Linked DNA regions of Homo sapiens: region 1 is linked to region 2. A link is an interaction called in ENCODE POLR2A ChIA-PET data of the cell type or tissue named here. Cell type or tissue: GM12878. All regions are shown on one strand. Links, peaks and the distances in the headings refer to the core of each region. The heading gives the core; the rest is flanking DNA.

The links. ChIA-PET counts read pairs that join two places held together with the same protein. Peaks named below come from ENCODE experiments on the same cell type or tissue, not always from the same donor. Only the 100,000 strongest peaks of a DNase experiment are listed, where the experiment ranks them.
Region 1: POLR2A ChIA-PET joins it to region 2 with 5 read pairs; 2 of 35 experiments call an interaction of 5 or more read pairs at or near these places.

The regions. Positions count from the first base shown.
Region 1 is chr21:29,159,626-29,165,376 of GRCh38, forward strand. MAP3K7CL (MAP3K7 C-terminal like) reads left to right here. Exons shown (of 5, transcript NM_001286620.2): 4 at 316-431. Among named protein-coding and RNA genes, the nearest start is that of LINC00189, 31 kb to the right of the region's middle. RefSeq lists a silencer at 4,743-5,037. In GM12878, for the core only: no CTCF peak of the experiment used is centred there; no DNase peak of the experiment used is centred there.
Region 2 is chr21:29,000,183-29,005,933 of GRCh38, forward strand. RWDD2B (RWD domain containing 2B) reads right to left here. Exons shown (of 5, transcript NM_016940.3): 5 at 4,202-5,751. Among named protein-coding and RNA genes, the nearest start is that of LTN1, 10 kb to the left of the region's middle. RefSeq lists an enhancer at 2,751-2,860. In GM12878, for the core only: no CTCF peak of the experiment used is centred there; a DNase peak (open chromatin) is centred at 2,629; H3K4me3 peaks cover 1,195 bases; H3K27ac peaks cover 1,528 bases.

The DNA of each region.
Region 1 (5,751 bases), core at 916-4,915, 160 kb after region 2:
CCTTTGGAGACTTATTTTTACTCCATCACAAGGCAGGTAACTGACATGTAATGGATTTCAGGGCTCTGGCTCAGGCCTGAGATGCCCATGAATGACACTGGGAGATGAATGTGGAGACTATCTGTCCACCTCTCTATTTTCAGTCAAATAGAATCAGCTGAACTCTGTTGAATGTTGACTGACAATGCTGTTCTCACGTTAAAAAAAAAAAAGAAGAAGAAAAAACCTTCGTTTAAAGAACATCAGCGAGCAAAATGGTTGGTAATTTATCCTGATGCAAAGAAATGGACTAATTTCTTCTTGTTGTTTGTGAAGCCCCTGCCGCCTTGTCATGACTCCGAGGAATCCATGGAGGTGTTCAAACAGCACTGCCAAATAGCAGAAGAATACCATGAGGTCAAAAAGGAAATCACCCTGCTTGAGCAAAGGAAGTAAGTACCTACCCCCCTCACTCTACATCTGAGCACTGCCTACTGGGCAAGGACCAGGGGCAATGGGCAGGGGACAGGCTGAGTGTGAGGATGACAGGGAGGCAAGGGGGTTACAGCAATGATTCAAGTGGTGCTATTGGAGATTAAGTGCTTTATGGAGTAGCAAAAGGAATACCAGGAATGCTTCCTACTCAAAACTTAATTTTTTAAATAAGACATTTTAGTTCATGAAATTAAAAATGCCAAAATACCACCCAAAACCACACTATGTTTTCCGTAAATGTGCCCAGAGGCTGCAGAGCACTGTGGCTTGGTGTGAATTTTAATTTCTGCTTAAATGATGGCATTCCCACATCACGTGAAGAAGCCACTGGGATAGCTCTTCAAAATAATGTAAACGTTTTAGTTGACTGACTACATTTTATAGTAGGGTAAGTTTTTATCTTGATAGCTTTTATTACTATTACAGTTCTGCTATAGGGAATTATACAGTTCTATTAATTAAAGCATTCTGATTTTACTCACTCATAACTTTTTGTTTCTGGATCCTTCTTTTTAATTGCACTTGATTCCGCCAGTGCCTACCCCAGTGAATCCCATTCTTTTATACTTGCAAAGCTTCAGAGTAGACACCTTTCCTTCACAGTACTAGCTGGTTGGGATTTCCCATTTATTAACGAGATATCTTGATTACTAGGATCTTTTGATTAGATCTCCTTTTGATTACATCTCCTACTAGGTGGTAAGTGCCATAAAAGCACTGATAGTCAGGTGTTGTCACCATCAGATTCCTGGAGCCTGGTATGATATGTGGCACCTAGAGGCTGAGTAAATTATTGTTGATGTGTGAAACAGAACACAAACATATTGTGATTCTTTATTTCTTATATATCACGTGTCACCCTAATAAAAGGAAGGGGAGAAGAAATAAACATGCTACCATGCTCAGCTAATTAAAAAATATTTTGTGGGGGCCGGGCGCAGTGGCCCACGCCTATAATCCCAGCACTTTAGGAGGCCGAGGCTGGTAGATCACCTGAGGTCAGGATTTGAGAACAGCCTGGCCAACATGGTGAAACCCTGTCTCTACTAAAAATACAAAAATTAGCCGGGTGTGGTGGCGGGCACCTGTAATCCCAGCTACTCGGGAGGCTGAGGCAGGAGAATCGCTTGAACCTGGGAGGCAGAGGTTGCAGTGAGCTGAGATCACGTGCCACTATACTTCAGCCTGGGCAACAGAGTGAGACTCTATCTCAAAAAAAACAATTTTTTTTTTACAGATGGGATCTTGTTATCTTGCCCAGGCTTGTCTCAAACTTCTGACCTCAAGCAATCCTCCAACCTTGGCCTCCCAAAGTGCTGGTATTACAGAGTCAATATCAGCAATAAAGGGCTGCTAAGATGAATTGTTAAATTAGGAAATATGATTATATCTTATATTTATAAATACATGAGGTTGGTTTTCCAAGGGTTATTAATGATTATTATTTTCATTAATATAGATATGAAATTTCATAAAGGAATTAAAGATTATTAATAATGTGACCAGTATTGAAGTCAAAGGAAGATTTATATAATCAATAGCCTGTGAATAAATGTATCTTCTGGTGTGTGTATGTGAAGTGTGGTGGTATAATAAAAATACACACACACACAAAATTTAATTTTTACAAAAAGCGAATGAAATATATTTTGTGTTGAGAAGTTTGTGAAATCCTTACAATTTTTTTGAGACTCCCAGAATGGTGGTCGGACAGTATAGCATGATGGTGGACAGTATGGGTTTTGGGGCCAGACTTCTGCAAAACCTCAGTTAGTACCTTACAAACCCTTCCTTCCTTGCTTGGTTTGCCATGCTTCAAACATAAAATTGTATCTAGACTTTTGGCTACAGGGGATTAAAAGATGTTTATTAGGAGGTCACAAATACAAATTTTCTCTTCCATGTCTGACTATTTTCTTTTTGTTCTAAGAGTTTTGATAAAGTTGCTTGGAATACTCAGATTGCATGATTACACACAGTTGGAGTCCTACAAAAAATTTCATGAAGGAATTGAGGATTATTAATCATGTGATCCATATTGAAGTCAAAGAAGATCTATATGACGAATAGCCTGTAAATGTATCTTCTGGTGTGTGTGTGTGAAGTGTGGTGGTATGATAGAAAAATCCTCAGTAATTATGTCTCTATTTATAAACTCTTCAGACTGAAGGTACTGGAGGACTTTGTTATTTAAATTAAATTTATGTGTAGCTTTTTTTTTTTTGGAAATGCAATACTCATCCCCTAAATTACATGTTCTGTAAGTTTTTTTTATGTTGCATTAAAAAAAATATGGTAGGGGCCAGACGCAGTGTCTCACACCTGTAATTTCAGCACTTTGGGAGGCCGAGGCAGGCAGATCACCTGAGGTCAGGAGTTCGAGACCAGCCTGGCCAACATGGCAAAACCCTGTCTCTACTAAAAAATACAAAAATTAGCCTGGTGTAGTGGTGGGCGCATGTAATCCCAGCTACTCGGGAGGCTGAGGCAGGAGAATCGCTTGAACCCAGGAGGTGAAGGTTACAGGGAGCTGAGATCGTGCCATTGCACTCCAGCCTGGGCAACAAGAGCAAAACTCTGTCTCAAAAAAAAAAAAAAAATGATATGGTAGGATAATGACATGAGAGTGACTCCTATCTAATGTTTGAAACATATCCTTACTGTTTACATTGAAAGCAATGATAACTCTGGGTACCACTACAACAATATTAAAATGAAAAAAGGGGCCAGGCGCAGAGGCTCACACCTGTAATCCCAGCACTTTGGGAGGAAAGGCAGGCGGATCACCTGAGGTCAGGAGTTTGAGACTAGCCTGGCCAACATGGCAAAGCCCTGTCTCTACTAAAAATACAAAAAAATTAGTCGGGTGTGGTAGATAGCACGTGCCTGTAATCGCAGCTACTCAAGAGGCTGAGTCATGAGAATTGCTTGAACCCAGTAGGCGGAGGTTGCAGTGAGCCAAGATCACGCCACTGCATTCCAGCCTGGGTGACGGAGTGAGACTGTCTCAAAAAAATAAAAATAAAAAATAAAAAAAGGAAAAGTCAACTTCTAGAAGTAACATGGCTAGCAGGCTAGTGGAGGTATTTTATACAACCTTCCAGACCACATACAAGTGGGCCGGACCCCCTCCTTAATTACTTATATGCCTGTGTGTGTTTCTGCAGAACTCATCTTGTTTCCTTCCCCAAAGTACTTGAAGTGTCTCCCTAAATAATTGGCTAGATGTAGGGCCAAGGCCAAATTCTTTCATTATATATATATTTTCTTTTTCGTAAAGTCTCAAGTTCCTTTTTCTTCATTCTCACTTCTACCATTTGGGCTTGGGACTTATTACTTGAGATCTTGGTTGATGCAATATTGTAACTAGTTTCCCTGCCTAGGGTTTCTTGTTGCTAGAAAATGACAGCCAGTTCTTGGCATAGATTTCAAGACCTCCCTGGGGATGCCTTGGAACCTCTGTAGAACTTCCAATCTCATCCCTCAACTTCAGCTACATTGGCCTCCTCACTTCTCCCGGGGCAGGAGGTGGGTCCTCCAGTCACTGAGCCCCTGTTCACACCAAGCTCTTGGCCTAACAGGCCCCTTTCTTCCTTTTTTTTTTTTTTTTTTTTGAGACAAAGTCTTGCCCTGTCACCCAGGCTGGAGTGCAGTGATGCAATCATAGCTCACTGCAGCCTCAACCCCCTGAGCTCAAGCAACTCTCCCACCTCAGCCTCTTGAATAGCTGGGACGACAGGTGCATGCCAGCATGCCCAGTTAATTAAAAAAATTTTTTTAAAGAGATGGCATCTTGCTATGTTGCCCAGGCTGGTCTCAAACTCCTGACCTACAGCAATCCTTCCACGTCAGCCGCCCAAAGTGCTGGTATTACAGAGTCAATATCAGCAATAAAGGACTGCTAGGAGGAAAATTGCTCGAACTCGGGAGGTGGAGGTTGCAGTGAGCCTAGATCACACCATTGCACTCCAGCCCGGGTGACAGTGCGAGACTCCATTTAAAAAAAAAAAACAAACTGCTAGGATACATTGTTAAATTGGGAAATATGGTAATATCTTATATTTATAAATACATGAGCTTGGTTTTCCAAGGATTGTTAATGATCGTTATTTTCATTAAGACTTTACTGAAGTGGAAATTCATTTTGCAACATGTCTTTTCCCAAACAGTCTTTATTTTCAAGCAAGATATATTGGGCCAAGTGAATTTGACCCAAGTAGTTAGCTCTCCATTTTTTGATGATTCTGTTGAGAATTTCTTTCTCATTATTTCATAAAGTGTAGCTGATTATGTTGCCTCTAGCTTGGCTGGCGTAAGCTAGATGCAAAGAGAGACGCTAACTAAGGTATTTTAAAAGACAGTTTTTCTTTATTGGAGTCGTTCAGACACTGCTTAAGGTTTGAACTCCAAACTGAACTTCTCTCTCATCTCCAGAGGAGGTCTCCCTGGATCAAGTTTGGGAGAATTTGTCTTAAGAGGCGTGATGAGAAGAGTTGCTGAAACTGTTATTTTAAATCATATCTGTTGGATGGAGAAAGAGAGTCAAACATTTTCTAGGATTATAAACTCAGCATTGGCTGAATCCAATTTAAAGAATCGCTTCTGGCTTATGACCAATGATGTACGAGAGGTTTGTTATATTTTTACTGATTTTTTTTTTCTTCTCCGTGTGAAAAAGGTGGGAAGGACTTTCTTGAAAGCTTTGAAAAATTACCAAGAATTCTGATATCTTTAAAGAACTCCTGCTATCATTTTTATCTAATTCTTTCTAGGCCTTTTGCATGTGAATAGACATTTTAATATAATTGCATATACAGTAACGTGGAATGTATAACATGATTTTTTCCGTAAATATTATAAGCATTTTTCTACAACATACCTAGCTTTTTGTGTATGTAATATGAAAGTCATTGAAATGAGATATAGACATTTTATGGCTTTTGAAATCTATCACCAAATTTAGAAAAAATAAAATAAAAAAATGAAATCTATTACCAAATTGTTTGACAGAAATTTTTAAAAGTATATTATTAAGCTACAATCAACTGTAAAGTTTGCTTTGTTCCAGATAAAGCATTTTATCTCATCCAGTAGAGAAACCACTTATTTATTTTTTTGGTATGAAATATTGTATTGGGTACTTTGGTGTTTAGAAGATTAACTGAAATGTCAGAAAAATAGACAGACTCTTAGAAAAGTCAGATTGAAGAATGTTTTATTTATTCATTTTAATTTTTATTTTTTAATTTCAATATGTTTTTGGGGCACAGGTGGTGC
Region 2 (5,751 bases), core at 635-4,634:
CGCAGGCGGGAACCCGGGCTGCGCGCGGTGCTTGCGGACCAGCGTGAGTTCCGGGTGGGCGTGGGCTCGGCGGACCCTGCGCTCTGAGCGGCCTGCCTGCCCGCCCCGCCGGCCCGGGGCAGTGAGGGGCTTAGCACCTGGGCCAGCAGCTGCTGTGCTCAATTTCTCGCCGGGCCTTAGCTGCCTTCCCGCGGGGCAAGGCGCGGGACCTGCAGCCCGCCATGCCTGAGCCTCCCCTCCCCGCTTCCGTGGCTCCTGTGCAGCCTGAGCCTCCCCGACAAGCGCCACCCCCTACTCCACGGCTCCCAGTCCCATCGACCACCCAAGGGCTGAGGAGTGCGGGCACACGGCGGGGGACTGGCAAGCAGCTCCACCTGCAACCCGGGTACGGGATCCACTGGATGAAGCCCGCTGGGCTCCTGAGTCTGGTGGGGACGCGGAGAACCTTTATGTCTAGCTCAGGGATTGTAAATACACCAATCGGCACTCTGTATCTAGCTCAAGGTTTGTAAACACACCAATCAGCACCCTGTGTCTAGCTCAGGGTTTGCGAATGCACCAATCGACACTCTGTATCTAGCTACTCTGGTGGGGACTTGGAGAACCTTTGTGTGGATGTACCTAGCTAATCTAGTGGGGAGGTGGAGAAACTTTGTGTCTAGCTCAGGGATTGTAAATGCACCAATCAGCACCCTGTCAAAACAGACCACTCAGCTCTCTGTAAAATGGACCAATCAGCAGGATGTGGGTGGGGCCAGATAAGAGAATAAAAGCAGGCTGCCCGAGCAAGCAGTGACAACCTGCTCTGGTTCCTTTACATACTGTAGAAGCTTTGTTTTTTTTTCTGTTTGCAATAAATCTTGCTACTGCTCACTCTTTGGGTCCACACTGCTTTTATGAGCTGTAACACTCACCACGAAAGTCTGCAGCTTCACTCCTGAAGCCAGCAAGACCAGGAGCCCACCAGGAGGAACGAACAACTCCAGACACACTGCCTTAAGAGCTGTAACACTCACTGCGAAGGTCTGCAGCTTCACTCTTGAGCCAGCGAGACCACGAGCCCACCAGGAGGAAGAAACTCTCAACACATCCAAACATCAGAAGGAACAAACTCCAGACGTGCCATCTTAAGAGCTGTAACACTCACCATGAGGGTCCGAGGCTTCATTCTTGAAGTCAGTGAGACCAAGAACCCACCAATTCTGGACACAAGAGGACAAGATAATCAGATTATAATCCTTATCTTTTCAATAGCAAACATACAAATTGGGCTGATGATTATTATACACGTTTAACTAAATGGGTGTTAGAATAGTAAAATTCTCTGATACCCTCTGAAATGTTCTTTCATTGCCCTTCCCATTTCCCTAGGATGTTTCTGACCTCCCCCTGATTCCTGGCTAAAGTGTGAATTGCTGATTTATCAGGCTTCTAAAACCCCATTCCAGCCCTAGACATATGGCTATTCCAATGGATGGTGATCAGGTCATATTGGTTGTTAACTATGTTGAATATCCCTTCCCACGAAACTTCCATCTTCAATTATAGTCGCTCCATAATTCTGTTAAAGAAATAAGTGTTAAAGATGGGGGGGAGAAAAATGAATGCACAAGGCTAGTCATTGCTGCACCTTTTCTTTTTTTAGAAGGAGTCTCGCTGTGTCACCCAGGTTAGAGTGCAGTGGCGTGATCTTGGCTCACTGCAACCTCTGCCTTCCGGGTTCAAGCGATTCTCCTGCCTCAGCCTCCCGAGGAGCTGGGATTACAGGCGCCTGCCACCACACCTGGCTAATTTTTTGTATTTTTGGTACAGACAGGGTTTCACCATGTTGGCCAGGCTGGTCTCGAACTCCTGACCTCAGGTGATCCACCCACCTTGGCCTCCCAAAGTGGTGAGATTACAGGCGTGAGCCGCCGCACCCGGCCTAATTTGTTTTTTTTTTTTTTAAAGAAAACCCCGCATATACACACATGCAAAAATAAGATACTAGAAAATAAAATGTAAAACCAAAATTTAATATTGTCTTTTTGGACACAGGATTGTGGGTGACTTTAAAATCCAGTTATTTCTACTCTTCCTATAATGATACATATTATGTGTAATCATATATATAATACATATATGTAATACGTTATATATAACATATAAATAATATATATAATTTGTTGGTGGGAGGAACAAGGGAAAGCAGGTTTACAAAATCTGAAAAGCCAAATGCCCCAGTGGGGAAAAAACCCTCCATTTCGGTAATTCCCTGGTTAAAATCGAGGAACACCCTGGACTTCGAAGGCACCACCTGGGTCCCAGGGTGCACCATTCCTCTAATCCCCCAGTTGCAGCAACATCTGGGAAGTCCCGAGAATGGGGATCTATGCCTGTTTTTCCAAAAGATAATAAGCGTCAACAACAACAAAAAAATAAAAAGTCCAACTCCGCCCCAAAGCAGCATCTGGCTGGCCTGCGAGATGCCCACTGGGGAGGCGAGTCCGCAGCTTAGGACTCAAGCCCGGGGTCGGAAGCTATTGCCGAAATCCGAAACGCAGCGCTCGCAGCTGCAGTGACGCGACCTGCTCATAAGTCCCCGTGCTCACAGCATCCCGGCAACTTACGAGCTAGTGCTTCCGGGTCACCCCGGCCCAGGAAGGCGCACGCGCGAAGCATAGCGAGCTTCACTCCGCACTCTTAGGCTGCGTGTGAGGCCTGCGAGTGCTCGGGAGCTGCCGCGGTCACAAGAGAAAGCCTAGCTGTCAATGACAGCCCCAGAGCATCTGGGCGCCTTGCGATACCCGGGTGTCTGTAGGCAGCCAGGAGACACTTCCAAGCTGATCTGGAATCTTTCCTCGCCCAGCTCTGTCCCTCGCAGGGATGGCAAAGGACATTACGACCTACATCCCTTCCCGGATCTGATGGCTTCAGATTGGCAGATTGTGTTAAAGTGGAAGGCTCGTGGTGCCCCTTTGCTGAGTTTTTATGGACTTAGTTTTCCCAAGTAGTTCTAATTATCGCTGGGGGGGTGGGGTGGGGCGGGAACGTAATTTCTGCGTCTGCCCTTAAATACCTTTAAACCTTGGCTGCATTGCCGCTTTTATGGAATTTCACCCATAGTCTGTCTTTTTTAGTTTCCCTGATACGCATCTTTCTTAATAATAATAATAATAAATAAATAAATAGCACTTTGGGAGGCCGAGGCGGGCGGATTACCTGAGGTCGGGAGTTCAAGAGCAGCCAGGCTAACATGGTGAAACCTACCTCTCTACTAAAAATACAAAAATTAGCGGGGTGCAGTGGCGCGCGCCTGCAATCCCAGCTACTCCGGAGGCTGAGGAAGAATTGCTTGAACCTGGGAGGCAGAGGTTGTGGTGAGCCTAGATCACGCCACCGCACTCGCACTCCAGCCTGGGCTACAGAGCGAGACTTCGTCTTAAAAAAAAAAAAAAAAAAAAAAAAAAAAAAAAAAAACAAGGCATGTGGCCAGTATTCCCTGCCTATACTTGTTTTCTTTAGAAAAATGTAACTTTTAAACATAATTTGACTTGAAACGGTTTCTTTCCAGGATTTATCATTTTTTATAGGTGATTCCAGTTCAAACTATTTATTACATTAATATGTTGACAAATTGTCGTTGCTGAACAAATTTTTTATGTGCAATCATACGGAACATTTTATATTTAAGGATGTTTATATATCAAGTATATAATCATTGGCAGAAACTGGGCAGGGCGCGGTGGCTCACGCCTGTAATTCCAGCACTTTGAGAGGCTGAGGCAGGTGGATCATCTGAGGTCAAGACTTCAAGACCAGCCTGGCCAACATAGTGAATCCCTGTCTCTACTAAAAATACAAAAAATAGCGAGCGTGGTAGCACGCACCTGTAATCTCAGCTACTCGGGAGAATGAGGTGGGAGAATCGCTTGAACCCCAGGCGGCGGAGGTTGCAGTAAGCCAAGATTGCGCCACTGCACTCCAGCCTGGGTGACAGATCCAGATTCTGTCTCCAGAAAAAAAAAAAGAGAAAGAAACCTAAGAAAGCTATATTGTTTATACTCTAACATTTCTAACATTTAACTACATTTATCCATTCTCAAAGGAAGTTGGTCATCACAAGATTGGAAAATCTGTACTTCCCTGGCTTATATGACTTAATCATAAATGTCTAAATTTGACAGATGTCCCAGGAAAGAAAACTTATAAAACTACTCTGTTGCATTCTATGTGTTTATGTGACATTTGAGATCTGCATATTATACATAGCAATCTGGTTTTTAATATAATGTAGAGAGACTGAAAAAGTTTTAGCAGTTTAGCTGCCACTTTAGCTGCTTAAAGTAATATATGCATCATCTGCCCCCTTTGGTGGTAGGGATGTCAGATTCCATTCTCTGTAGGGTATTTCATACAAATCTGTTAGTCGCTGGAGGAATCAGAAACTAGACACACAACTGGTCCACCTGGCTGTCTGGTGGCAGCAGAGGAACTGGGATTTCCAGGGCAACTGACGGGGCGATAGGACAGGGCAGCAGGGAGGAAATCTGGGGACGTACATAAGATTTAGGTCCAATACAAGCACTGTGCTTTAAATACCATTCTGATTCTCATTTATGTTTAACCACCTTTATATTTAAGATCTATCCACATTGCCTTCTTCCATTTTATTCCTTCAGATTTCTACATTGTATTACATAATATATGCTGTCTTTTACTAACTGATTCATTTTGTGATAAGCATAGTTTGCCTACAACCTTTTACTAACTTAATGCATTGTCTCTCACCCCAACTCCATTCCTTAACCAAGTCTGACTGGTCAAGAAATATCCAACACCTGGTATCAACCTGCATCAACCTGCATGCTAGCAAATTAGCAAATAATAAATGCTTTTGGAACTAACTGGTTTATGGAGGTCCTCAAAAACTGGGTGGTGTGTTTATTTAATGCTAGGTCAATTTGGCAAAAATAAATGTACAGAAAGCCATTTCCAGAACAAAAAATGTCAGAATACAATTTGCCAAACAAATTTTCTAAATTACTAATTTGATGAATTGTTGAGGCTTGTTAAAAAAGTTTAAGCCCTACTAATGCCTCAGCCTTGTCTGAGGCAAGCCCAGGAGCAGGGGCAGAGCGTGAGTATACAAAAAGTGGGGAACTGCAAACTCCACTTCAGAAAAACTTCACCTATTTGTGTATCAAAAGGCTGGGGTAAATGCAAAACTAAAGCTCTGAAAAACTCTATTTGACAAACTAGCTTTCAACTGCTAGTAAAAAGCCTAGATATTGGCCAGGCACGGTGGCTTATGCCTGTAATCCAAGCACATTGGGAAGCCGAGGTGGGAGGATCACCTGAGGTCAGGAGTTCAAGACCAGCCTGGCCAAAATGGTGACACCCTGTCTCTACTAAAAAACACAAAAATTAGCCAGGCATGGTGGCGGGCGCCTGTAATCTCAGCTACTTGGGAGGCTGAGGCAGGAGAATCGCTTGAACTTGGGAGGCGGAGGTTGCAGTGAGCGGAGGTTGCACCATTGCACTCTAGCCCGGGCGACAGAGCAAGACTCCGTCTATTTAAAAAAAAAGCCTAGAAATTAAACAAAACTGGTTTTATTTCATAAGATGTTTAGAGACAGGCAATGGCTGGTGTTGGGTCAGCAGCTCAACAATGTGGCAACTGGCATCTTCGTGGTTCTCTTGGCCCTTCGTCGTGGTTCAAATAACTCCTCCAGCTCCAGTCATCACTTTGGTGTTTATGGCAGTAAGGGG